Regions from separate parts of the Homo sapiens genome. Here region 1 is linked to region 2. A link is a contact called in ENCODE Hi-C or POLR2A ChIA-PET data. All regions are on one chromosome and are shown on one strand. Each heading gives the region's core, a stretch centred on a gene start or an enhancer-like site at or near the end of the contact. The rest is flanking DNA. Distances are from core to core; before and after follow the strand shown.

What was found. A loop is a pair of places that touch in the nucleus more often than their neighbours do. ChIA-PET counts read pairs that join two places held with the same protein, here RNA polymerase II (POLR2A). Pooled maps may share reads with other maps.
Region 1: a loop to region 2 is called in a map of mesothelial cell of epicardium, with 22 times the contacts of the local background. The contact joins two enhancer-like sites. A Hi-C loop is called at or near these places in 6 of 168 maps with a recorded cell type or tissue (PC-9, endothelial cell of umbilical vein, heart left ventricle and 2 more) and 4 of 50 pooled maps. POLR2A ChIA-PET finds 5 or more read pairs at or near these places in 9 of 52 experiments (AG04449, BJ, HEK293 and 6 more).

What each region holds. Positions count from the first base shown.
Region 1 is chr2:46,156,557-46,159,986 of GRCh38, reverse strand. It overlaps PRKCE (protein kinase C epsilon), which reads right to left. Exons shown (of 15, transcript NM_005400.3): 14 at 235-381. Among named protein-coding and RNA genes, the nearest start is that of EPAS1, 140 kb to the left of the region's middle. Within about 2 kb of position 2,139, at least 4 of the 41 ENCODE cell types and tissues checked have a DNase peak (open chromatin) inside an H3K27ac peak, as active enhancers do.
Region 2 is chr2:46,115,239-46,118,886 of GRCh38, reverse strand. All of the region lies in intron 11 of PRKCE (protein kinase C epsilon), which reads right to left. Among named protein-coding and RNA genes, the nearest start is that of EPAS1, 180 kb to the left of the region's middle. RefSeq lists an enhancer at 750-1,949. Within about 2 kb of position 1,331, at least 3 of the 41 ENCODE cell types and tissues checked have a DNase peak (open chromatin) inside an H3K27ac peak, as active enhancers do.

The DNA of each region.
Region 1 (3,430 bases), core at 890-3,389, 40 kb before region 2:
TGTGGCCCACGTAAATCATCATCTTGGGTGCTGCTGTAGTAGGTTACATGTTTTCAATAGTAAACACTTGGGGCCTAAAGACATTGTCTTAGGGAGAGCCTCAGCCACCTCTGGTCTTTGTCATTTTTACTGTAATACGCATCCCCTGACCAACTCTTCCTGGGTGCACGCAGCCTGTCCTGCAAGTACCTGGGCCCGACCCATGGTGCTGAACGTGCACGGGGACCAACTTACAATGCGTGGTTTGAAGGGTGGCTTGATCTTCTTCTGCTCCAGGAGCACCCAGTCAATCTCTTTGAAGAATGGGTGCTGCTTGATGGCGTCCTCGCCATTCTGCGATGCCACACAGCCCAGGCGCTTGTGGGGATTCTTCGTCATGAACTGCAGGGATGAGGACAGAGTCGGAATTAGTGACAAAGGCCTGGCCAGCACAGGCTATAAGGGACAGATGGAGGTCAGCCAAAGCAGCATCTTCAGCATCGCCTCCCAAGTCTGTTCTTTGCACTTTCAAGGGCCACATCTGTTGGGTTTTCTTTAACTCTTACATAGAATTGACTATGTCCCAGACACCATTCTAGACATGGTACATGTATCAACTCATTTCATCCTAATGCCCTACGAGGTACTATCATTGTCTCTATATTATAAACGAGGCACTAGAAGCACACAGAGGTCAGCTAATTTGGCCAAAGTCACCCAGCTAGTAAGGGACCAAGCTGGGATTATGCACTCTGGCTCTTACTGACTCTGTGATCCCCCTCAGATTCTCAGGTCTTCTCATCAGGGAGACTGAGGTCTGATAAACTCATTTACATGGAGGGGTCAACGGTCCTTTTTGAGATAAGGAATAAGGACCAGGTAAATGATCAAATGTACTAATGCCTCCTCCAGCTCCTTTCCTGTTCCTGGACCCAGCCCCTCTCCACTGTTTTTATGTTTGAATTTGCAATCTTGACACAAAATGCCCATGAAGGTCAAAAGATAAAAAACAAGAAAAAGAAAGGCTTATTCCTTTTCAATGCTTGTAGGTGAAAATCACATTGATGTGTTTTATATTTTCTGGGTGGTGTCTGGCGATCCCTACACACCCAGGTGAACTTGTTATTCCTATTAAATGAGTCAGTCCTGAGGGTAAACGTTAATTTAATTGAGCATACGTATACCAATAAAACCTTGGGGAAAAAAAGTGCCAGTAGGTGGAAATATTTCTGATAGCTACCCGAAATAATGGCATGTATGTATTGTATGTGCATGAGTGTTAGAGACAAAATGTCACATTTCATAGTGTGAAGGCTGAATATCTATCTAAACAGAGGAACTTGAGAGAATAAACTGTAATCCAAAGGAATACATCTTTGGTAGAATTTCAGGCTTCATCAGCAAGGGAGAGAGCCTCTAACTATTTCTTGCCTGATGCCCTTGGAACCAAAGCACCTGGCCTCGAGTTCAATGCGATTGGAGGGGGCAGCCCCAGATAAAGAGTGAAAGGGGTGGAGAGTAGGTGTGAGTCAGGAATGGTACCAGTGCACCTCATCTTTCTCATCTACAAGTCAGCAAGGTGACCCCCACTTTAACACCTTGGATGGCCCCCACCATGAAGTCCATACTCCTTAGTTTGGCACACAGGAGCTCCTCAGCCTGAACCCTGTCTACCTTGCTGTCCTTTTGCATTCTTTCTTCCCTCTGGTTGAATGTCCCTCTCCAGTCCCTAGGCCTCCTCTAGGAACTAGTCAAAATGCTACCTCCTCTGTGAAGCCTCCCCACATTCCCTCCTCTGTTGATATCTTAGACCCCAGGCTTCTGGTTTATTTAAATTATGATTTGTCTAAACATCTCTTCCCCTTGGTGAGCTCTATGATTTAGGAATCTGTCTTATCTGCCCCAAACCTGGCTCAGTGCCTGGTTCCCACTGTACACTCAGCAAATTGTGATGATGGAGTGAGGGGCTAAAGGCTGGGCCTCAGGGCATAGCACTGAGGGAGGGAGACTGTGGCACAGCCGCTTATTGTTGCACAGGTTGTGCACTGCATACTTCTATGATACAAATGGCCTTCTCTAAAGTTCTGCATCACCTTCACATAGGCAGTAGCCCTCGGAGACACAGCTCAGTGGCTAGAGTCATGGAAATCCTGGCCTGGCCCTGCAGTCAAGTGACAGTGTGAGGAAATGAAGTGTTTTGAGGCCAAGGGTGTAGTAGATTCCTCACTTCCTCAGCTCCTCCCGTCCTCCCTTTTCTGGGAGGGGAAGTATCAGGGTCAGGGATACACATAGAGGTTTGGGCATCTTAAGAAGCTGCCCCTGAGCCAGAGGCTCTTCTCAGTTGGAAGATGCTCTTCTCATGAACGTCTCACCCTCACGAACTGGTTAACCGGTTAGGCACGACTTCTAACTTCTGGATCTCTGTAGGTTAAGGTTTCTCAGCCTTCATGCTATTAACATTTTTGACTGGATACTTCTTTGCAGGGTGGGTGGGGGGAGCTGTCCTGTGCATTGCAGGCAGTTTAGCAGCCTCCATGGCCTCTACCTGCTACATGCCAGCAGCACCAAAAATATCTCCAGACATTACTGAATGTCTAAGGGAACAGGACAAAATTGCCCCTAGTTAAAGGCCACTGCTCTAAGGCCTCCAAAATAAAAGGGCTCAGCTGGTATGCTGGCAGGGGACTCACAGGGAGGTGTGATGGGCTGGTGTTGGGGCCTGGGATGGTGGCCAGCTCTGCTGGGCATGGTGTTCTGGTGGACTCGGGTGCGGCTGAGGTTTTCCTTTAGTTACTCATCTGACTTGGGAAGAGATGGGGCTCCGGGAATCAGGAGACAAAAGCTCCCATGTCCACCCCAAGTTAATTACCCAAGAGAGTCCTCTGCAGTGATTCAGAGTTGCAGCTCCAAAGTGTAAGTAGAGGCAGAACCAATGAAGATATGCCTGTTGCAAGATCTCACTGAGTAGAAAAAGCAAGATACACCATCGACAGGAAAATGAGATACGTGTACAGCATTCCTACCATTGTATAACACAGAAAAAGAAATAAGAAGTTATATTTGTATTGCTTGTATATACCTAAAGAAATTCCAGAAGGATATATAAAAGCCTCAAAACATAAGTAGAGAGTGTGTGGGAGGTGGGCAGATGGAAGCAAGGATGAGACAGAGACCTTTCACTGTATCTGATTTTATGCTTTGTGTTTTTTAAAAAAATAGCATGTGATCAAACCAGCAAGCAAATAATGAAATATTTAAGGCCTAAATATATAAACTGAACAAAACAGAATTTGAAAAGTTGGACAACAGAGTCCCCCTAAGCAAGGCTCCTTCCCACTGGGTGACGTGCCCTTCCTAAAGTGCTTTCCTGTAGGAAGGTCAGGATGGAAGAGGCTGGGAGCCATTTTTGGATGCAGACAGTCTCGCTGAATGCCTTGCCTAGCAGGTGCCC
Region 2 (3,648 bases), core at 82-2,581:
CTTGGGTGAAGTCTCTGCTTTCTTGGAGGCTCCCAGACTCCCTGGGGCCATTGCTCTGGGTTTGCTATCGGACAGGTCAACGCCCAAACTGCCAGATTCCACAGCGACTCCCATCCATCTCTAGGGATCTTCATTCTTATGCTTTATCTTCAAGAAGGGTAAGAAAGTCTTTTTCCTTAGGTCTCATCCTCCATCTCTTTGGCTGTAACTTAAGTCCATTTCTTCATGCTCTGTATTCTGTGGTTACAACAGCATGGGGAGCCTCCTTATTGAAGCCAGTTGTTAGGCAGTGATTATCATATAATAGTCTCATCTCCATTTTTCTCTTTTGTTAGTCCAAGGCTTTCCATGAAGAGTATATTGTGTCTGCATTTTTTGGATAATATTTAACACCTTGCTTCTGATACCAGATCACACTGATTTTTGCAGCCAATGCAGTGTTTTCACAGCCACCAGTAGCTATTTTCTTTTTCAAACCTTTGGAAAAGCTGTGAAAACCTCCTTTACCAATTTGAGATCATTGTAGAACAGTGACAAGCTCTTTGGCCAACTTTGGGTAGTTTCTTTCTCCACCGTGTCCCACAGCTACCCAAGTGCCAACTCTTCTGAGTGTAGAATTTCAGGTAGGTTTCCTCCTGGTGATGGTTCCCATGCTCAAGTTAAACAATGATGTCGTCATTCTAAACAACCTCAAAGGAGTCTCTCCAGTTGATAATTCCACGAAACTGTCCTCTAAGCTTTTCCTCTAGAGTTGCCTGGTTCTGACCATTTATTCTTCAATTATCCATGCTATTGGTCAACATTTTTTCTTATTGTTCACATTAATCCCCTTGTTTTATGTAATTCAGCATCATGATTTCATGGACTATTAGAGCTAGGGTAGATCTTAGAGGTGAACAAATGCCATTTTGAAGTGTTTTACAGGATTGAGGATTAGAAATGTTTTTCTAGTCTTGGAGTTACCTCAGATGACCCCACTCTTTAAATACAGGTGTACTTTCAAGTCAAAACCTGACATCCTTAGCAACAACCCTGCAACTAGTTGACAAAGATTCAGTGATTACCTACTATGTACCTGGCTCCACATTATGGCAATGTAAGGGATCAGTAATAATAATAAGCAATTACTAAGCCCTTCCTATGTGTTTTCCCAAGTATCACCTCATTTAATATTCACAGTAATCCCGTGAGGTAGATACTATTACTATCCCAGCTTTTAAGTGAGAAAATTGAGGATCAGAAGGTAAAAAGAACTGGCTTAGGACCCACATGTGAAGGGAGGATCCCATCCCAGGAGTGTCTGACTCAAAGGTGAGTAATCACCCAGCTTGGCTGAACTTCTGGCTCCCCAGAAGGTACCATGGGGAGCCCGGAAATCTCTGCCCATGTGATTTCTGGACCTCATGTAGAATTAATTTCAGAATCCATCATTTCAAAGCCAACTCAGAAAAATCAGGTTTTTCCTTTACAGGCTTACATTATTTTGGATACAAAATGATTTTCAGAAATCAGATCTACTCCCAAAGCAGGATTATTAGCCACAAAAGAGACTATGTAGTCAAATAAAAACCTAGAGAGGCATGTAGATGTATTCAATGTAAAAGCAGTATTTTTGCCCTGAGAATGAAGTCTCCCAAAAGGACAGTTAAAGGAGAGGACAATACTCATTTGAATGTGTAAACTCTGGTATGTTGGTTTAAAAAAGTCAGTCTATTTCCTTATGGCAAAGGACAGAAACTCCCACCCCTCTGGTGCCCTCACTTGCTTTTGGGAAGAGCTCAGTGGCAGATTCTCCAGTACTTTTGATAGTCAATTGTTCTCTTCACTTTCCTTGAAACATCAGATTTGATTCTGAGCTATTAAAACTAAAATCCTCTGTGTCATGTTCCTTCTTCTGTGAAATTTGACCAATAATTTTCTTGACTGCTGGCTTCCCTTCAAACAATAGCAAGAGAAACCACCCTGCAATTCTTTAGATTCTCCAAGTGAAATGCCTGCTCTCCGGTTTTTTTTCCCCTCCCAGACCTAACCGCTGCAGTACACTCTCAGTGCTACTCTTTCTCCTTTCCCTCATTTCAGTATAGGATGCTTTTACTCCTCCTATTTCTCTAGCCAGACCTTCAAGGGGCTTTTTTTTTCTCCGAACAGGCATCCTTCTCAGGAACAGCACCATGTGTGATGACTGAATTAGCGTCTCTGGCCAGCCACAGAGGAGGGTGGGGACAGATGTATAAACCATGAACTTGGCTAACAAGCAAATGAAGGCTACACAGACCAAATCCCATCAATCCAAGGACCCACTTGATTTCAGTTAAGGGCGGACAGTAGAGGTGGGGAGCACATACTCACGGTAACCCAGCCTTCTGATTTCCTCATTGATTCAAAGTGTCAACAGTGACCTCAGCAGTTTCTCCAATCTCCTTTCACATTTTTCTTAATCATCTAATTATTTGAAACTAGGATGAAAGCAACCAGGTCACAGTTACCAAATTGCTTATTACTGGTCACAGGGATGTTTACTTTAGAATCCTGTATATTGCAGTGTCAAGGCAGCTCATGCCCATCTGTGCACACTGTTTCCTGGGAAGTTCTAGAAAGCAACTCTCACGTGACATTCTCCAACATAGAGGAGTGTGGTCATCTCTCTGAAGTTGGCTTCCCTTGGACACAGCCCTAAGCTGGGTACCTTGGAGGATCCAAGAGAAGGTGAGGTCATGGTCTCTGATCTCCAAGGGCTAGCTAGCAATTTGGTTGGGGAGACAAGACTAATAAAAACGAAACATTTCGAGACTAAGCAAGCATTACATCTGTACCCACACTCCAAAATCCCATAAGCCACTGGGAAAATGATCATTCACCTTATGGAGAAACCTCACCCCAATCCTCCTGCCCTGTAACATTATAAAGCAAGTCCTTTCCTCTGTAACTTTAGGCCCTTGGTTGACACAGGCATCTAAAAGTAAGGAAATTTGTATGTCTTATATCAAAAAGAAAATCAAAGATGAAGAGTCATATACAAAGAGAAAACAGAAGGCAAAGGGTGGGGTCACTCTCTCTCAGCCGAGTTCCCCGGGGTACCTGGTACCCTCTGTGATGGGGTGCTAATTACAAACGGGGAAAGCAGCCTGTGTCTGGTTCCAAGCTGGCTTAATTATACCTCTGAATCTTGCTTCCATCTAAAACACTGATTTATAATTTAGACAAATACACAAAAAGAACTTGGGAGCTTTGATGCAAGCACTGATGCCCATAGAGATCTTTTCAAAATCTGGCCTGCTGCATGCAGCAATGGCCAGATACCATGTTGTATATACACAGCATGAGATTAGATGATAAAGGCTTCCCCACTGGAGAATGCTGAGGAGCTTGAAGAGAAATGGGGCTTCTGGGTTCCTTACACCCCTCTCAGCTTATTTTTCCAGCCATGTGTTTGGTGGCTCAAATCTCTGAGCAAGATAGACTAAATGAAAATTTTTCACTGTGAATTTGGGTTTTATGAGATGTGCTTCTCTTTGTACAAAAAAATGTTAGGTTTTTAGACTCCTGCCAATAGCAAAATCACTCCCCCTGCTTCACAGGGACCTGGCAGGATGGACAGCAATGCCTGAGAATGTCTGTCCTATGGAAATGCAGAAGACCAGATGGCAA